2 separate regions of the Homo sapiens genome follow, and region 1 is linked to region 2. A link is a loop called in an ENCODE intact Hi-C map of the cell type or tissue named here. Cell type or tissue: Calu3. All regions are shown on one strand. Each heading gives the region's core, and the rest is flanking DNA. Links, peaks and the distances in the headings are about the cores only.

Region 1 (8,807 bases), core at 339-8,338, 57 kb before region 2:
TCCCAGAGAAGGTGGACTCTGAGGACCTCCCACCCAGAGGACCCAGAGCAGGGCTCCACCCACCCTTCAGGATCTCCTGGACATGAGTGTGGGAGACAGCGGGGAGCAGGCAGAGCCACGCCTTCTGCAGGGATAGCAGCCCATTACGCTCGCCTCTCTCAGCCAGTGCATCGCGCCCCACCTTCTCACCTTTCTGAACTGGGCGTGCCTGGATGCCCTTCTCCTGCCTTTCCCTTGTTCTCCGACCCTGTCTCCACCCCACTTCCTTCCAGACCCCTCATTTGCACACTACTTCCTAGCTTTGCTGCCCCCTGTCCAGTTTACAAATGTGGGCACCCAGCCCTGAACTTGTGTTGGAACTGTCTGATAAATGCGGGAAGGGACAGCCCTCAGGCCTTTCGGCCTGCCACTCAGCCAGGCCGGCACAGCAGGGGTGCTGAGTGGTGGCAGAGACAAGACGCCTGACCCACCCTCCATGCGTGGAGCCCAGGGCCCAGCCTCCTGCCCAGCCCCTTGGGAATCACAGGGCTGGGGTCTCTTTCCAAGCCACTTCCCCCACCCCTAAAGGAACAATCAACTCCGATAGCTTGGGAGGAGCAGCCAAAGGCCTGAGGTCCTGGTCCCAACCCTCTCCCTGCACCCCCCTTGCTGGACTCTGCTATGTGAGGGAGACAGATGTCTCTCCCTTCCACTGCACCTGCAGCCCAGCCATGGCCTGGGACAGTCGGCACTAAACAGAAATTATTTTCTTTTCTTTCTTTGTTTTTTTTTTTTTTTTTTTTGAGACAGACACTCTGTCACCCAGGCTGGAGTATAGTGGTGCAGTATTGGCTCAGTGCAACCTCCATCTCCTGAGTTCAAGTGATTCTTGTGGTTTAGCCTCCCAAGTAGCTGGGATTACAGGCGCCCACCACCATGCCCAGCTAATTTATGTATTTTTAGTAGAGACAGCATTTCACTATGTTGGCTAGGCTGGTCTCAAACTCCTGACCTCAGGTAATCCACCCACCTTGGCCTCCCAAAGTGCTGGGATTACAGGCCTGAGCCACCGCATCTGGCCCAGAAATTATTTTTTATGAGAAATGATGGGGAAAGGCATGTACTGACCAGACAGATACTCACCGTGTGCTGAGTCTATCATGCATCATTCTCACAGCAACCCGGAGAAGGAAGCCCTGGCTACCTTGGCTTCACAGAGGGGGACACTGGGACTCAGAGGTGCCATGCATCAGGCCAGGATATGGCAGAGCCAAGATTTGAACTCAGGTCTCCCTGACTCTGAGCCAGCCCCTTGACTCCCCCACATTATTCCTGAGGCGTGCACTGAGCCCATAGCTCATGGCCTCCCAGCGCTCCTGGGCAGTGAACTCCTCCTGCTGCAGCACCCCTGGCTGTAGACACACGAGATGCTTCTGCCCATATCCCCAGAGGAGGGGGAGGATCACCCTTCCCCCTGCTTGGTCCTAATTGTTGAAGATGAGCTTTGGTTTTAATTATGTTTTAAATGTGCTTTTAATCAAGTCCTGGTCCCTTTCTCCTTTTTCACATTTGTTTGCAGTCTGAGTGTATATGGAGGGAGGGCTGTTGGGGGACTGGACCCCCACCCCCCACTACATTGTTCCTCTCTCCCTGGACCCCATCCAGTAATCCAATTTAAATCCTTTGCTCTGGGCTGGAATTCTAATTGGGGGCTTGCAAAGAGGGAGCTGAGCAACACAGGACGGAAGTTCATTGTCTCATCTAATCAGGGACAATCAGATGTTTGTAACGAGTTTCTCCAAGCTGCAAAGGGTGGTTGCTGGGGCCAAGAGTCAGGAGGGAGCAGGCCAGATCAGGGGCCTTGCAATGCAAGCAACCAGCATCCCCAAGTCTGGGAAACAGGCCGGGCCCTCAGCTTCAGAGACATGGAGGGGTACCTGTCTTGGAACTTTGACTACCTAGGGAGATGGGGGCCTCTGAACTAAGGCCCACTCTCTCAGAGTCTTGAGTCCTGGGAGGAATAGGGAGGTGCCTAAGTTCTTATAGCAGACTTGGACCCAAATCAGGACTCTCCTGCCCTCCCAGCTGGGTCCTAGTCTACAGCCTGGCTCTCAGGAAGACCACCCCCTCATCATTACATTCCTCCTCCATCTGTTCACCAACATCCGCCAATGGCTACTGTTTACCATGCCCTGTTCAGGGCTGGGGGTGCAGTGATGAAGGACAGGCCCGGTTTCTGCCCTTGTGGAACTCTCAGTCCAGTGCTGTCCCAGGCCTTAGTTTCTCCCCCTATGAAATAAGGACATGAGCACCCTCCCTGCCCAGCACTTCTGGTTTCACAACTCCAGGGGCGTCAACTTGTAAAGACCACAGTGTGAACAATCTCTTGAAGGTTGTGCCCCTGCAGCACCATCCTGTGCTGTGTGGCTCAGAGGAGAGGCCATGGGGGAAGGGAAGGTACTGCCCAGGATTAGGTGAGGGGTGACCCCAGTGGGAGAGATTCCAGCCTCCTCTCAGAGACACAGCCAGGGGTATCGAGGCTCAGCGGGCTTGGTTCCTAGAGAAAGGGAAGCCCAGGGCTAGGACAGCAAGGCCAGAGCAGGTTCCAGAAGGACATCAACATGGTGGCTAGAAACCTGCTTTCCGGGAGGCCCTTTTGCCTCCTTCCTCAAACAAACCAGAGGTGGTGGGAGGCCCCGCTAGGAATCTAGCACCTGGAGACACCAGCCCCAGGCTTAAGCCCAGCACCCCTCCTAACATGCCTGTGCCCCTCAGGTCCCTCCCATTGTCCTAAGGGTCAGACCTTTGCCTTAGTGCAGCATTTCTGAACCCTGGTTGCACATTGGAATTGTCTAAGGAGCTTCTAAAATTATGGCACCCAGCTTCTGCTTCAGATCAAGCGCATCAGATTCTCGGGGGGTCAGCAGGGGTGGAGGGGCGGGGCATCAGGATGTTTTAACGTGCCACAGATGATTCTGTGTAGATTCAGAGTTCAGGGATTTTTTTTTTTTTTCGAGACGGAGTCTCACTCTGTCGCCCAGCCTGGAGTGCAGTGGCATGATCTCGGCTTACTGTAAGCTCCGCCTCCCGGGTTCACGCCATTGTTCCGCCTCAGCCTCCCGAGTAGCTGGGACTACAGGTGCCTGCCACCACGCCTGGCTAATTTTTTTTTTTTTTTTTTTTTTTTTTTTGTATTTTTAGTAGAGATGGGGTTTCACCATGTTAGGATGGTCTCGATCTCCTGACCTCGTGATCCGCCCGTCTCGGCCTCCCAAAGTGCTGGGATTACTGGCGTGAGCCACCGCGCCCGGCCAGAGTTCAGGATTTTTCCCAGAAAATGGTCGAAATCTTTACTTCCCAGGATTACTGGCCTCTGAGTGCCCACCAAGTGCCGGACCTGAAATAAGCCTGCATGCTCTGTATTGCTCTGAATCCTCACACAGGTCGCTGGGTTACTCTCCTCTCTCTATTTTACGTTTTGAGGAAACTGAGCTTCAGAGAGCTTAAGCCACTTGCTCCAGGTCTCACAGCAAAACCAGGGTTTATTTATTTAGGAGACAGAGTCTTGCTCTGTCACCCAGGCTGGAGCGCAGTGGTGGGATTTCAGCTCACTGCAACCTCTGCCTCCGAAGTTCAAGCAATTCTCATGCCTCAGCCTCCCAGGTAGCCGGGATTACAGGTGTGTGTCACCATGCCTGGCTATTTTTTTGTGTTTTAGTAGAGCTGGGGTTTCGCTATGTTGCGCAGGCTGGTCTCGAACTCCTGGGCTCAGGCAACCTGCGCGCCTCGGCCTCCCAAAGTGCTAGGATTACAGGTGTGAGCCACGGCACCTGGCCAAAACCAGGGTTTAAATCCAGATAGTTGGGCTCCAGACCCCACAAATGGCTCCCCAGCCACTGCCCTCCTCTGTGCTACCATTAGTGGCCATGTGGTGTTTGCTGTCCAGAGTGGGACAGGGTCAAGGGAATAGGAGATGGGACACTGGTTTCCTCTGACAGGGGCTTGCTCTCTGATGACCTAGTGACCTTGGGCAAGTCCCTGCCCCCTCAGTTTCTTCCTTGGGCAGTGAAGACAAGACACTGAGCACCCCTCCCACACCCCCATGAGGCTCAGATGGATGGGAGGGGGCGGCATGCAGTTCTGGCCTTGGTTCTAGGGGCTCCAGTGGGCATTGTTCCCACCATTGGTGGCCTCTCTGGGGAATGAGCATCATTTAAAGAGTAAAATTAAAAACCCTTCTGCACACAGCCGCCCTGCTTTTGCTGCTAATGGCCACTTAACCCAATTAAAGTGATGCATTGTTGGCAGTGTGACCGGGTCTGTTCAGGAACTGGGCTCTGGGCTGGGCATTCAGAGGGGCAGGAGGTGTGAGCCAGGGAGGGAGTCAGGGACTGTGGGGCAGCAGACCGCTCCCTTTGTCAGGAAGGAGACCATCCTACCCAGCTCCCACCTCCTTTCTAAAGCCTTATCTAAAGCAGGGCGTCAGCCTCGGCACTGCTGACATCTTGAGCTGCATCCTGCTTTGCGGTGGGGCTGCCTTGTGCACTGTGGGATGTTCAGCAGCACCCTTGCCCTCTACCCACTAGATGCCAGCAGTACACCACTCTCCCAGTTGTCATGACCAAAAATATTTCTAAATACCGCCAAATGTTGCCTGGGGGCAAAGTTGCCCCAGTTGAGAACCACTGGCCTAACGGGACAGAGATGCAGCCATGAGAGCCACAGCAGGGAGATACTGGGGGCCTCGGAGAGGTGCAGGCAGAAGGGCCAGCAGGAGAAAGATCCCTTCAGTCCAAAGAGGTCACAGGAAGGCTGCCTGGAGGAGGCAGCAAGATGTTGGGGAAAGTTTGGCACTGAGGCAGCTGGAGGCCAGTTCAGCTGAGTCCACGGGTGCATTCACTGACGAGGGTGAGACAAACAGGTTGGCCCCTGGAGGACCAGGCCATGGATGTCGCCTACTGCCAAGGCCTGGCCTGGAACAGAACACGAGTTCTGCAAACTGGTGAACATTTGTAGAACAGTTGCCAGCGCTGTGGCTCTGGGTTGTGGCTGGGGCTCAGCCTCTGGGATCTGACTCCACACTAGGGAAGCTCTAAAAGGTGCAGTAATGGTAGATGGACAGGCAGGAAATCCTGTGGCATTGGCTGCCTCCTCCCACCCTTCTCTGGGCAATTAAAAGGTGTTTATGTGGGGCTGGCGATGGCTTCTGCCTCCCCTCCATTATGAACATTAAGAGATCTTGACCCTTCCACTCTCCTGCTCTGGAAAGGAGCCGCAGACACGTGGAGCCAATTAGGCGCACGCGTGGGCGCCAAGCGCCCAAGCAGCCTTTTCTCCCTGATTGCGGCGTTTACAGCTGATTATTCTCCCCTCACCCAAACAGTGCCGCTGCTTCCTGGCAAGTTGCCGCCCACAGGAGCCAGCTGGGGGTCCCCAGGGATGGGGGAAGCATTGGGGATTGGGAATCTGTTGGACACCCATTGTGTGGGCACCCTTGGGGCCCTCCGCCTACAGAGGGAGGCAGCCAAAGAGCTGGCTGGCAAGGAGATAAGGAAGGGACTTGGTGGTGAACGCTAGGAGAAACCAGGGAGCATGCGGTGGCAGAGCGACCACCAAGGAATGGGAGTCAGAGAGGGCTCCTTGGACGAGGTGGCCTGGATGTCTGCGGAAGGGACGGTAAACCCAAGTGTCCCTGGGGTCAGCGTGAGCCTTGGGCAAAGACGCTACCCCCAACAGCTGGACATGAGTGTGGGGACGGCCTCCCCTGCCTGCATCTCTGTCTGGCAGTCGAGAATCCTGAGACCCCTTGAAGGCCTCCAGCTGGGAGCTGGTCTCCCTGGGAAGGTCAAGGGAGACAGTGCAGGTGGGACATGGCTGGGACATGGCCAAGGGTCCTCAAGAGAAATAGTCATTCTCTTGTCTTCAGCCACCCGCCTGAGCTAGTGGTGGTCAGACAAGGGCCTGGCCCAGCCTGCCAGGCCTTGGGAAAGGTTGACTTGTGGATTTGGGGCTAAGCTTCTCTGGCCCCTGAAACTGCTCCGTGGAGCAGGCCCTTCTCCTGGGACCTCCTCCAAGATGCAGGGACCTCAGGAGGGGTCAGAAGCGCTGTGATCATTCCTGACTAGCACCTACTAGTCAAAATAAGGGTCTAGGGGGCTGGTGTGCAACACTCCTGAGGCCCACAGAGCCTGATGGGTCAGCCCCACCACCTGTACCCAGCCACCGAATTCTCCCTAGTGGCTGAAGTTCAGAGGAAGGGATTGACTGCAGGCATGTGTCGGGCCTGGAAGCTCAACACCTTGGGTGTCCTGACTGGTGTCACCCCACCTCCTGTGGGGACACCTTGGCTGAGCTGCCCCAGGCCCAGCTCTCACTGCAAGAGCCTGTCCCACCCTACGGCCTTGCTTTTGATGCCAGGTGCCTCCCCTGGGAGTGCCATGCAGCCTCCCTGGCTTTCACTTGCTCACTCAGTCATTCAGCAAACCTCTGCTGCCCCAGCCTGGCCCTAGGCCTTGTGTGATTCCAGTCTCTACTTGCTGTGGGGCAGAATGCCCGTTTTACAGATGAGAAAACAGAGTCGGAGACTAGATGTCAACCCTGGTCACTGCCTGGGTGAGGCAACGTCACAGTTCCCCTTGCTTACCCTGGCTCCTGAGCCTGTGTACCTGCCCTCCCAGAGCTCCCAGGGATTGGGAGGAAGTAGAGTGGTGCTGACTGGGGCAAAGGGGAAGGCCAGGGGAGGAAGGGAAGGTGAGAAAGCCGGGTGGAGGGCAGAGCATGAGCAAGGGCCTAGAGGCAGGACCTCGACTGGGGGTTGCTGGGGAGCAGCTGGAGAGGATGGCCAGTCCCACTCAGAGAAGGCTCCAAGTGCAGGCTGGGAGCTGTTGCCCCGAGTTTCCTTTTTAATACCCTTGCACCTCACCACCAGAGGAGAGGAATCCAGGACAGGGAGATGAGAGTCCGTTGAATGGAGAAAATGAACCCCAGGGAGGGAGATGTATGTGTCTCCACTCCCCAGAGAAGGCCTGCGTAGAGGGAGGATCCCCTGATGGTGCCCACTTCTCCGGGGGTCCCAGGTGGCGAAGGGAGCAGATGCAAAGAGGTGGAGGGAAAGGGCCTGCAGGTGCCACAGGGACAAACCAGCCTAATTTAGGATCAGAGAAGTAAGAATTTTAATTGAGTTTTAATAGTGTCTGGCCCTTCGTTCTGAAATCCTGGTGTGCGAGGCTGGGGGAGGGTAGGTGCATGTGAGGAAGGGCGAGCCGGTGGCCAGGATGATCCCTGCCCTCGGGCCCAGACTTCAAGGAGATGGGGAACAGGCTGTGGGGTCCCAATGTGCAGAGCAGCTAACATGGGACAGGCAAGTCTAAGAAGACAGCCTGGAGGAGGTAGCATTTGAGCTGAGCCTTGGAAGGCAGGTGGAATTTCCAAAGATAGAAGAAAGGAAGAAGGAAGGCATCTTAGTAGAGTTCCCAGCCTGGGCACTGGCTTAGCAGTGAGAGTGAGCAGAACTGACTCAGGCTGAATCTGCTGAGATGGGAGTACTGGGGGCTGGGAGGGGAACCTGGAAGGTTTGGCCTGGGCATCAGTTTCCACTGCAGGGGAGAGGGTGTGTGGGGGTGACAGAGGCAGGGCACAGGGTTCTACGCCTGAGTTCTGGGGTGGTAGCTGCATATCCACAAGCTTGGCCCTGTGGAAGCATGGCCCTGGGAGCGGCCAGTCACTTCTCTGGCCCCACTTTCTGTGCCTTAAAATACATAGCGAGCGATGCCTCTCTGTGGCAGTGGGTACCTGTGGGAGGTACCTTGGCTTACAGGGGTGCTGCTGGGGAAGGCCAGTGCCACAGACCCAGGTAGGGGGATAGGGTGGCAAGAAGGCCCTCGGGACCCTCCTAGACCCTCAGCTGTCTTCCCCAAGCTAACCCCTGAGGTTTCACTGGCTCCAGGTGCCATGGTGACCCGGGCAGGGGCACCTGAGGTTTTCCTGGAAGAGACTCCACCTTGACCCTGGCTCCTCCTGTCCTGGGATACTGGGTGCCTCAGGTTCCGTTGCTTCAGCTTCTGTTTACTGAGCACTGGCCCTTGCTGTGTGCTGGCATCGTAGTAGGTTACCAGGTACGGGGACAGCACGAATAGACCTGCTAGGCCCCTCCCTTGAGGAGTGCAGTCTGCTGAAGATGGCAGTGATGCATACCACAAAGGGTGGAGCCATGGGGCAAGCCCATGGGGATACTTGACCAGGCCTAGGGGACCTGGGAGGAGGGAGGATTTAGCTAGGCAAGGGAGAATAAGGGAGCAAGAAGGCCCAAGGTCCTGAGGTGGAGAGCGCGTGCGTGTGTGTTGGGGTGCATGCATGCAGTGGCAGAGGGTCTTGCCCACTGGCAGGCTCCACAGAGCACATGTGCAGATGCAGTGTGAGGCCAGTCTCCCTGGGGTACACGGGGCTCCCTGGGGTCTAGCCGAGACCCCATCCAGGGACCACATCCCACACAGTCCAGACCTTGCACTGCCCCAAAAAAGAACCTGTGGCCAAGGGTCCCTCTTAGGCAGGTGCAGCATGGCACGGGGTGCCCATGACCAGAACCAGAGCATAGAAGGTAGCCAAGAAGCAAAGCCCTCACACACCCTGTGCTGCATCCCCCACTCACACTTGAGCAGCACTGAGCCCTTGGCAAACCTCACACTCTGTGAGCCTCAGTTTCCCTACCAGTACAGTTGGAACAGGTATGGCCGCACAGATCTGTCATCAGAGTTTATGCCCAGGCTTTGGTGACACCAGTCCAGGGAGGGATGCTTCTGGGGGTATTGCGTGGGGCAGGCCCCGCAGAC
Region 2 (8,807 bases), core at 558-8,557:
CTTCCGGGAGCCTGTGACTCTGGACTTCCTGGATGCGGAGCTAGAGGATGAGAACAAGGAAGAGGTAAGGAGAGGAGGAGAACAGGGGTGGGGGACAGAGCAGAGGAGTGTAGGGGCCCTGCCCCTCACATCTCTGGCCCTTCCAGATCCGTCGGAGCATGATTGATGGCAACAAGGGCCACAAGCAGATCAGAACGTTGGTCAAGTCCCTGGATGAGGTAAGGAGGCAGGGCTGGGGGCCAGGGAGTCAGGGTGGGCACCCTTCTACCCCAGCGCCCCCTGCCTGCTAGCCCAAGTACCTGACCCAGCCTCCTCTCCCAGAGGTACATAGATGAGGTGACACGGAACTACACCTGGGTGCCTATAAGGAGCACTAACTACAGGTAAGTGAGGCCAGGGCTGGGCGGGCAGAGAGGGTGGGGTGGCCCCAGAATCTGAGCCCAGCTGTCCCCTCCCTCTCCCACTGTGACCACCATCCCAGTGGGGCACCAGTGGCCAGGGCTGCTCACTACTCACCCTGAGATGCTTAGTCTGCCAAGAGACTCCCTGGCTTTTAAGGAACAAGCAGCAGGTCTGAGAGCACAGCACAGTCATCCAAAGTCTCCTCATCCCAGGATACTGCCCTTGGCATGCTGTCAGCCTGCCTCACAGTCTCAGGGCAGAGGAGGTCCCTTGTGTGTCAGGCTGGGTCAGTGCAGGCTGACCTCTGCCTGCCCCACACAGCTAGTCCATCCTGAAATGCCGGGGCATCCTCACAGCCCATGCCAGCCCACAACTGCCACCCCCTGCCCCCACCATATCTGCGCCAGCCCTGCTTTCTGCTGGCTTTGAGTATCTGGGGGCTGGTGACCCCACTCCCACGGCAACACTGGCATTGCAGCCAGCTCACGGCAGCGTCTGCCCCTTGTGGGTCAGAGGGAGGTTGGCTGGGCAGGGGGCTGTTGTGAGAGGCTGCTGGGAGGGGAGATGGTGTGGGGATTTGCTTTGGGGCTGGTTGCCCGGTGGCCCCCAGGAGAGTTTGAGAAGTGGAGAGCCTCCAGGGTGCCGGCCCCTAGACCATGAACCTCCTGCAGCTAAGCGGGGAGAGGGGTCCCTGGTGGTGGGAGGAGGGGATGCTGCAGCTGGGGCCTCTGCCCAGCTCCAAGGCCATGGGGAGGGGGTGCCAGTGTGGCCCGCCTCCCCCCAGCCGTGACCCGAGCTTCTCCCCCCTCAGCCTGGGGCTGGTGCTCCCACCCTACAGCACCTTCTACCTCCAAGCCAATCTCAGTGACCAGATCCTGCAGGTCAAGTGTAAGTGGCCCGGCCCCTGCCTGCGCCCTGCACCCTGCCTCTGCCCCGCACCCTGGCCGGCCCCAGGCAGCATAGCCAGCGCCGCTTGCCGGCGAGGCAGTCCCTCCTGCCCAGTCTGCCCACCCTCAGGTGCCCGCAGGCTGGGGCACCTCGAAAGTCTGTGGAAATCTGCATGCTTGCCTTTTCTCAGATTCGGTTCCAGACCATTCTTTCATGGTTTCTGTTGAGGTTGCTGTTTTTGGTTTCTCCTACTCCGTGTCTTCCCTCCTTAGCCTGCCTGCCCCACACACTCCTGGGGGCTGCATTCTTGGAAGACACCCCCTCCCCTTACCTTCCCCCTCCCCTCCCCACCCACCTCCACTCCCCTTCCCCTCCCCTCCCCTTCCCCCTCCTCCTCCCCCTACCCTCCCCTTTCTCCTCCCCCTCCTCCTGTCCCTCTCCTCTCCCCTTTCCCCTCCCCTTCCCTTTCCCCTTTTCCTTCCCCCTCCCCTTCCCCCCACCCTCACCATCCCCCCTCCCCTCACCTTCCCCCCTCCCCTTTCCTCCCTCCACCTCCTCTCCCTTCCCTTCACCTATTCCCCCTCCCTTCAATTCCTTCCTCCTTCCCCTTACCTCCTCCCCAATCCCACCTCCCCTCTCCTCCTCCCCCTCCCCTCCTCCCTCTCCCTTCCTCCCCTTCTCCTCCCCCTCTTTCCCCTCCCCTCCTCTCCCTCCAGTCCTTCCCCTCCCCTCCTCCCCCCTCCCCTCCCCCCTTTTCCCTTCCCCTCCCCTCTTTCTCCCTCCCCTCCCCTCTTTCCTCTCTCTTCCTGTTCAGCTCTCTACCCCTGTGGTGCCCCCTTCCCATGGTGCCTCTCTCTCTCTCTGCCCCCTCCTCTCCATTCTTTCCTCATCCATCCTCACTCAGTTCCCACTTACCCTCTCATCCTTCTCCTCTCACTTCCTACCTCTCTCCCCTCTGCATCCAACCTCCCTCCCTTACGCACTGTCCTCTCTTCTTCCCTCTCTCCCTCCTCTTCTCCCTGCATCTCCTCTATCTCCCTCTTTCTCCTGCTCACCTCCTCCATCTCTCTCTCTCACTCTCCCTCCCTCCCGCTCTCCCCACCCCAGCACCCCCCCCCCTTCAGTCCCACTCCCCACACTCCCTCCGCTCTGCCCCCTGGCTCCCTCCTCACCTTCTTTCTTCCCTCCTTCATTCCCCATCCCCCTCCTCCCTCCCCCTCCCTGCTTTCTCCCTGGCCCCCCTCCTTCCTCCCCTGCCTCTCCCACTCCTCTGCCTGTGGCTCACCCCTGCATGCCCTGCTCATCCTGGGCCTCTCCTGAGAGAGTCTCTAGAGCCTGTGGCCCTGCCTGCCCACCACGCCCGAGGTCACTGGGAGGGAGGCTGGGGCTCCGGCCCCACCGGGCGCCCCCCACCTGCCTGGCCGACTGGGGGCTCATCTCCTTTGAGTTTTCTTGCTCTCTCTTTCTCTCTCATGTCGTTTTTTGCAAGAAGTTTCCTTTCGGTATGATGATGAGACACAATATTTTCATTCAAACAGCCATTGAATAAAATATTGTTTGTGCCCCTCCCCTTTCCCTCCCCCTTTTCGTTTGTTTTTGTGTTTGTGTTGTTTTTGTTTTCCTCGCTTTCTCTCTTGGTGGACTGTCCCAGTGCCAATCAGCAAACTGAAGGGCAAGTATATTCAGAACCAGTGCACCCTCCTCTTCCCACCCCTCCCATCCTCACGCCCCTGCTTGCCCCCCTCCCTGCCCAGGACCAGCCAAACCCCTGCTCTCCAGGGCCCCCTCCCAGCTTCCCCTTGGCTCCTCTAGTTCTTGCCTTTCCTCTGATTCCTAAGCCCCTATGAGAGCCAGTGGCCTGTGCCCCTGGCCCTGCCTGCAGGGTGTTCTCCGGCGTGTTCTCAGGGCCCACAACCCTTTCCTTGGACCCCTCACTCTCTCTGGGGAGGCCCCTGCCTCCCCCACCTTCTCTGTCCCTCTAAGACAACTCAACAGTAGGGACAGTCTGGACGCTTCTCCACCACCTCCCACTCAGCAGGGCTGGAGGCCTGAGATGCAGGGGGTAGATCAGCCCCTAGTGGGGCTCATGTGAAGCTGTGGGAAGGGGCCAGCCCACAAGGCCTACTCTGAGGTAGCTCTCCCTCCTCTGATCTCTGGCAGTAGCTTCAGAAGCTGGCAGCCCTCCAAGAAGGGAGGCAGAAGGCTCAGAAGCCTCACGCCCTGATGCTGGGGCCAAAGGGCAGCATAGGGCAGGCCCCAGCCATTGAAGAGCAGGGCTGACCCGCGCCTCCTGGGCACTGACACAGGTGCTGATGTCCCCGTGTCCTGCCGGCCCGCTGCTTCCAGAGGCTTTGCTGAGCCCCGGGGTGGCTTGGCAGTATGGAAAAGGTGTTTCCCTGGGGAAATAAAACCAGATTTGGGGACCAGGGGCCTGGACAGGGATGGAATGGGATCTGTTTAGACCCCAAGAGCCAGCAAAGGTGTTTGGAGGAAATCAGGCTGGGTATGAAAGGAAGGGTTCTGGCACACTGGGGTGCCTAAGCCAAGGAGACTTCTGGAAGAGTGGGTAGTGAACCCCTAGACCCTGGCAGAGAGTAAGGGGAGTGAGAGAGGACAGCATTACAAAGGTCTCAGAGAGCCACCTCTCCCAGGGAATCCCTGGGCAGATGGGGCATGGAGAGCCACAAGAGGATGTCCCCATGACCTGGAAGCAGGGGCACCCAAGAAGCCCTAGGGGCCCTGTCCAGCCTAGTCCAGCAAAGGGGATAAAGGGATCAGAGCCACCTCCAGTGGCCAGGGCGGGGGTGGGGGATGTGCCCTACTCCCACTGGCTTGAGTTGTCTTTTTCTCCCCACCCCCGCACATCCCACCCAGTGACCCCAGAAATGCAGGGCCCTAGTAACAATGACAACATAGCATAGTCTCCTTCCCTGCTCCTTCGCCCTCCTTTTTCTTTTTCCTCCTTCTCCTCTTCCCCCCAACCCCTTCCCCATCGGCTTGTGTCCAAACCCTGCCTCACAGTCCTATCAGAAAGGAACAGTCCAACCAGTGACTGCCCAGCCCCTCCAAGCACCCCAAGTGCCCCCTTCCCCAGAATCTTGCAGTGCATTGTGGGAGTATTTGGTATCAGGGACAATCTGTCTTCTATACAATTAAAGCCCTGGGAGCAAAAGAGAGCTCAGAAGTGGAGACAGGCTAAGAAGGTGGACCACCCACAGTGAGACAGGCCAAGAGCAGAGGGACCCCTCCCAGGTGCAGACCAGCAAGGTGGCCAGTCCAGCTGGGCAGGGAGAGGCCACAGAGGAGCCCCAGCGGCCACATCCTCAGGTTCACTCTCAAACCCATACAGAGATACTCACACTTAGGCACACACACACACACACACACACATGCATGCTCACTCACCCACACATGCACAGCTCATAAGCCCAGGGCACAGGCCCAACTGGGGATGCCTCAACAGCAGCCCTATGCCCTCTCTGGAGCCCTAGCATCCCCCATGGCTGCCTGGAGCCCAGACAGGTTTTAGGAAGGGTGGAGACCCAGCCCGTCTCCACGCCCTTAGCCAAGGGAAGCAGGTACAGTTTCCAGCAGCACCCCTGTCCTCCTTCCAGCTCCTCAGACTTTCTTCCCACACTGTGGGAACACTCCTTGGCACTTTGAGGGTCTCCCTTCACCTCCTAGCCCAGGGAGGACCACCAGCCCCGACAATGCACTGCAGTGAACCCTCAGCTGCCCCGACCCGTCTCTGGTTGGACTGTTTGTGCCCGTGAGAAACCCCCTCGGTTTGGCCATGTTGATGCCTGACACAGAACAAAAGCAAGACCTACCAAAACGCAAACAGCTGCGGCAAAGAAAGAGAGAGAAAAATCCGCAGCCAAAAGCCAATTCCCTTCCTCAAAGTCTCTTTGGAGGCAAAGGAAGCTCAGCATGCGGTTTTTTCCATTATGGATGTGATAAGAGCGAGACTGGCGCCTCCCCCAGACCATGCATATATATAGCAGTGTGTGTATATATATGTGTGTGTGTGTGTCCGTGTATATGTGCTATACAGCCGTATGGAAGCATATACAGCCACGCCAAGGGACTCACTGCCGACAGAGGACCAGGCCCGGGCAACATATTGGCTATAACTGCCCTCCTCCTGCGATGCTGTAGTCTCCACAGGCCCTCCACCCTCCCTGCCCGTCCCTTCTCTCTGGCTCCTGGACGTGGAAATGGCGGGTTTCCTCTTTGCTGGTGTCTCCCCCTCCCTCCAGCCCCCCTCTCCCCTGTCCTTCCAGCCCCGTCAGCTCTGAGCCCCCCGGCCTCCAGCCTCCCCAGCCCCCGCCGGATAACCCCCCGTTTCTGTTGCAGATTTTGAGTTCCTGCTCCCCAGCAGCTTTGAGTCTGAAGGACACGTTTTCATTGCTCCCAGGTAGCTTGCGTGTGGCCTTGCTGAGGTGTCCTCCCCTACCCTGACCGCCCCGGCCCCACCTCCTGCACTGCTGCCTGGAGCTCTGTGTGTCTGTGTCCTGTGCAGTGTCATCCCCCGGCCCCCATACATCGCCCGGTATGCGCGGCTGTGTGCATACCCAGGCCATGTACCGCACCAGGCAGCAGTGGCCAGCTGCCTCACGGCCCTAGCTCCCACCAGGCCGGGGCAGGAGGGCTCCAGACTCATCTGCTGACTTTCCCTGCCCTCCCAGGCAACCAGGCAGGAGCCCTTTCCGCCCTGGGGTGGCTGTCTGTGGCATGCCCACCCCTCGCCAGGCAGCTGCTGCTCTGGTTTGTGGTGTCCTGCCCATCCCCCCAACCCCGCACCCCATCGTTGTCCTGTGTCAGTCGGTGTTCGTGTGGGTCTGGGGGCCGAGCCAGCCAGAGCCCCTGTCGGCAGTGCCGGGTCTAGGCGTGGTACTTCACTTGGGGGGTTGGGGGAGGAGAGTGGGGGCTTTGAGGAGCTGCTCCATCAGATGAGGAGACGGGGCCCCGAGCAAGCCCAGGCCTGGACCATCCCGGAGTGCACGCTCAGTGTGCACACACACGTTCTCATGTACACACCGTCTGCCTTTGGCCCATGTCTGGGGAGGCCGGGTCCCCTGGGTGCTGAAGCCCTTCCATGACCCAGGCTTGGGATGAGGGCAGGTGGGTGGATGCAGCTGACAAGAGACCCAGGGGCACTGGAAGGCAGCACACGGGGGCTCTGGACATGCCTCACCTTCGTGTGTGCACGTATGTGCATGCACCCAGTTTCTCTGTGACTCTCTCTGTAGATGTGTGTATTTGTGAGTCACCATGTACATATGTAAGAGTCTGAGCATAAATGTGGGGGTGGCTCTGTGTGTTAGTGAATGTGGGAAGGTGTGAAAAGACCTATGTGGCCCACATGACCCTGAGGAAGCTCTCTTGAAGGCAGGGACCCTATTCGTTTTTGTCATCTCTGTGTCTGTGGCTCAGAAGAGCTCAATAAATACGTGGAGGGTGAGTGAATGAAGTACCTCACAAATGTGCACGTGCATACTGTGTATACAGGAGAGACTGCAAGTGACTTGGTGTATCTCAAGCACAGTCGTGTGGGTGTCACCCTGGGTGTGTCCAATGTGGCCTCTAGGCACAGAGGTGCAGGCTGTACACTGCACAAAGGCCCTGGGGGCCAAGGAGAGAGTGGGGCCTGAGACCCAGTTCCATGTGCCCTTACCAAGCCATGAGCCCTACCACAGCTTGGGGAAGTGGCACACGTTCAAAAGCCCCACAGTTAGTGCCATATGGGACAATGAAGCGGTCCCTGGTGGCAGAGGTATGAATGAGGGGTCGAGCGAGAGAGAGCTCCACCTATCAGGGTAGAGGGATTGCTCCCAAGACTTCCTAGGCAGCAAGCCCCAAGCAGACCCCCTCACGCCCCACAGCCCCATGTTCTCTGGACCCAGAGCCTGAATGCAGTGAGGGTCTTGAGGGGAGGAGCATTCCAGGCAGAGGGAACAGCCAGTCGGAGGACCCACATGTTCCCACTGACTTTCTGACACCCTCTGTGCTATGATGAAAAAAGCGAGGGTCAGAGAGCGTGAGTGAGTTACCTAACGGCACACAGCCAGGAAGAGGCAGGGTGAGGTCTTAGGCTGACAAAAAGCCAGTGCTTGTACTTGGGTCCCATCTGGTGCCCATGGGAATGCTCTAGGGCATACACGTGGATGAGCAGGCCGCCAGGCATTTCCTGGGGCCTTTCAGGTGCACTATCTGGGTCCAGCTACACCGGAGAGACGGGAGGCTCTGCGGAGCCATGCCCAGGAGAAAGCAGCTGCCCGAATGGAGAAAGTAGACCCTCATTCTTGTGTCAGCTCTGCCCCGACTCAGACCCGAGCAGCCTGCCAGGCATGTAGCAGCTGCAGCCAGGAAGAACCCATGTGCCCCTCCCTGAGGCCCAGGCTTCTCAGTGAATGGCCAAGTGGGCCTGTTGGGAAGCCTTGACCCCATTGCCCTGTCCAGCCCCCCAAGCCCACTCTTCTTGCCCCTCCCCATCCCTAGAGAGTACTGCAAGGACCTGAATGCCTCAGACAACAACACCGAGTTCCTGAAAAACTTTATTGAGCTCATGGAGAAAGTGACTCCAGACTCCAAGCAGTGTGAGTGCCTGGCAGGGCAGCTGGCTCTGGGCAGTGCCCAGGCAGCATGGGGCCAGCCCAGAGGAACCCAGAGGCCGGGCAGGTGTGGAAATAAGCAGGCACAAGCTAAGGGCTGGGCCTGGGCCAGGGCCAGGTCATGGAGGAGGCTCCTGGTGGAGCCTTAAGGGTGGGGGTGAGGGTGGGCAAGGAGCTGCAAGAAGATGCCCCCACCCCCACCCCTCCCCTCCTGTTCCAGGCAACAACTTCCTTCTGCACAACCTGATCTTGGACACGGGCATCACGCAGCAGCTGGTAGAGCGTGTGTGGAGGGACCAGGATCTCAACACGTAGGCATCACCCAGCCTGTGGGGGCAGAAGGCTAGGATGGGCCCAGAGGCCCTGGACCTGCCCAGCAGAAGGCAGGCCTGTGACCCCACCCCCCTGCTACCCCCAGGTACAGCCTACTGGCCGTGTTCGCTGCCACAGACGGTGGCATCACCCGAGTCTTCCCCAACAAGTAAGTGACCTATCCCACTACCCAAACCCTGCCCCTGCCAGGGAACCTGCATCTGTTCTGCCCAGAGGCCTCCTTGCATCTGTGGAGACCACTGTCCCCGACAAGCCACCCCTTACCTACCAGTCTGCCTCTTGGGTGCTCCAGGGCAGCTGAGGACTGGACAGAGAACCCTGAGCCCTTCAATGCCAGCTTCTACCGCCGCAGCCTGGATAACCACGGTTATGTCTTCAAGCCCCCACACCAGGATGGTGAGTGTCCCCGCAGTGTGCCCAGCAGCAGGCAGGGAGCCTCAGCTTCCCTGTCTGCTCAGCCAGAACTGGGCTCTGCTGTCTGAGGCCCCTCTCCAACACAAGGCTGGCTGAGGCCAGGGCAGACGTGAAAAGAGGGATAGACTGTGCCAAACACTGTCCTGAGTGCTGGGT

What was found. A loop is a pair of places that touch in the nucleus more often than their neighbours do. Peaks named below come from ENCODE experiments on the same cell type or tissue, not always from the same donor. Only the 100,000 strongest peaks of a DNase experiment are listed, where the experiment ranks them.
Region 1: a loop joins it to region 2, with 2.4 times the contacts of the local background. A loop is called at or near these places in 4 of 110 quality-filtered maps.

The regions. Positions count from the first base shown.
Region 1 is chr3:50,423,956-50,432,762 of GRCh38, reverse strand. The region is part of intron 3 of CACNA2D2 (calcium voltage-gated channel auxiliary subunit alpha2delta 2); the gene reads left to right. Among named protein-coding and RNA genes, the nearest start is that of TMEM115, 69 kb to the right of the region's middle. RefSeq lists enhancers at 1-201, 202-782, 8,297-8,807. In Calu3, for the core only: no CTCF peak of the experiment used is centred there; a DNase peak (open chromatin) is centred at 4,542.
Region 2 is chr3:50,367,220-50,376,026 of GRCh38, reverse strand. CACNA2D2 (calcium voltage-gated channel auxiliary subunit alpha2delta 2) reads left to right here. Exons shown (of 38, transcript NM_006030.4): 19 at 1-64; 20 at 147-218; 21 at 322-383; 22 at 1,214-1,290; 23 at 5,647-5,707; 24 at 7,792-7,889; 25 at 8,125-8,215; 26 at 8,323-8,385; 27 at 8,530-8,633. LOC127898564 (CYB561D2-LOC101928965) reads right to left here. Exons shown (of 5, transcript NR_183066.1): 5 at 7,830-8,231. It overlaps LOC101928965 (a long non-coding RNA gene), which reads right to left. Exons shown (of 4, transcript NR_183065.1): 3 at 8,506-8,590; 4 at 7,830-8,231. Among named protein-coding and RNA genes, the nearest start is that of TMEM115, 12 kb to the right of the region's middle. RefSeq lists enhancers at 3,333-3,502, 4,225-4,756. In Calu3, for the core only: no CTCF peak of the experiment used is centred there; a DNase peak (open chromatin) is centred at 5,246.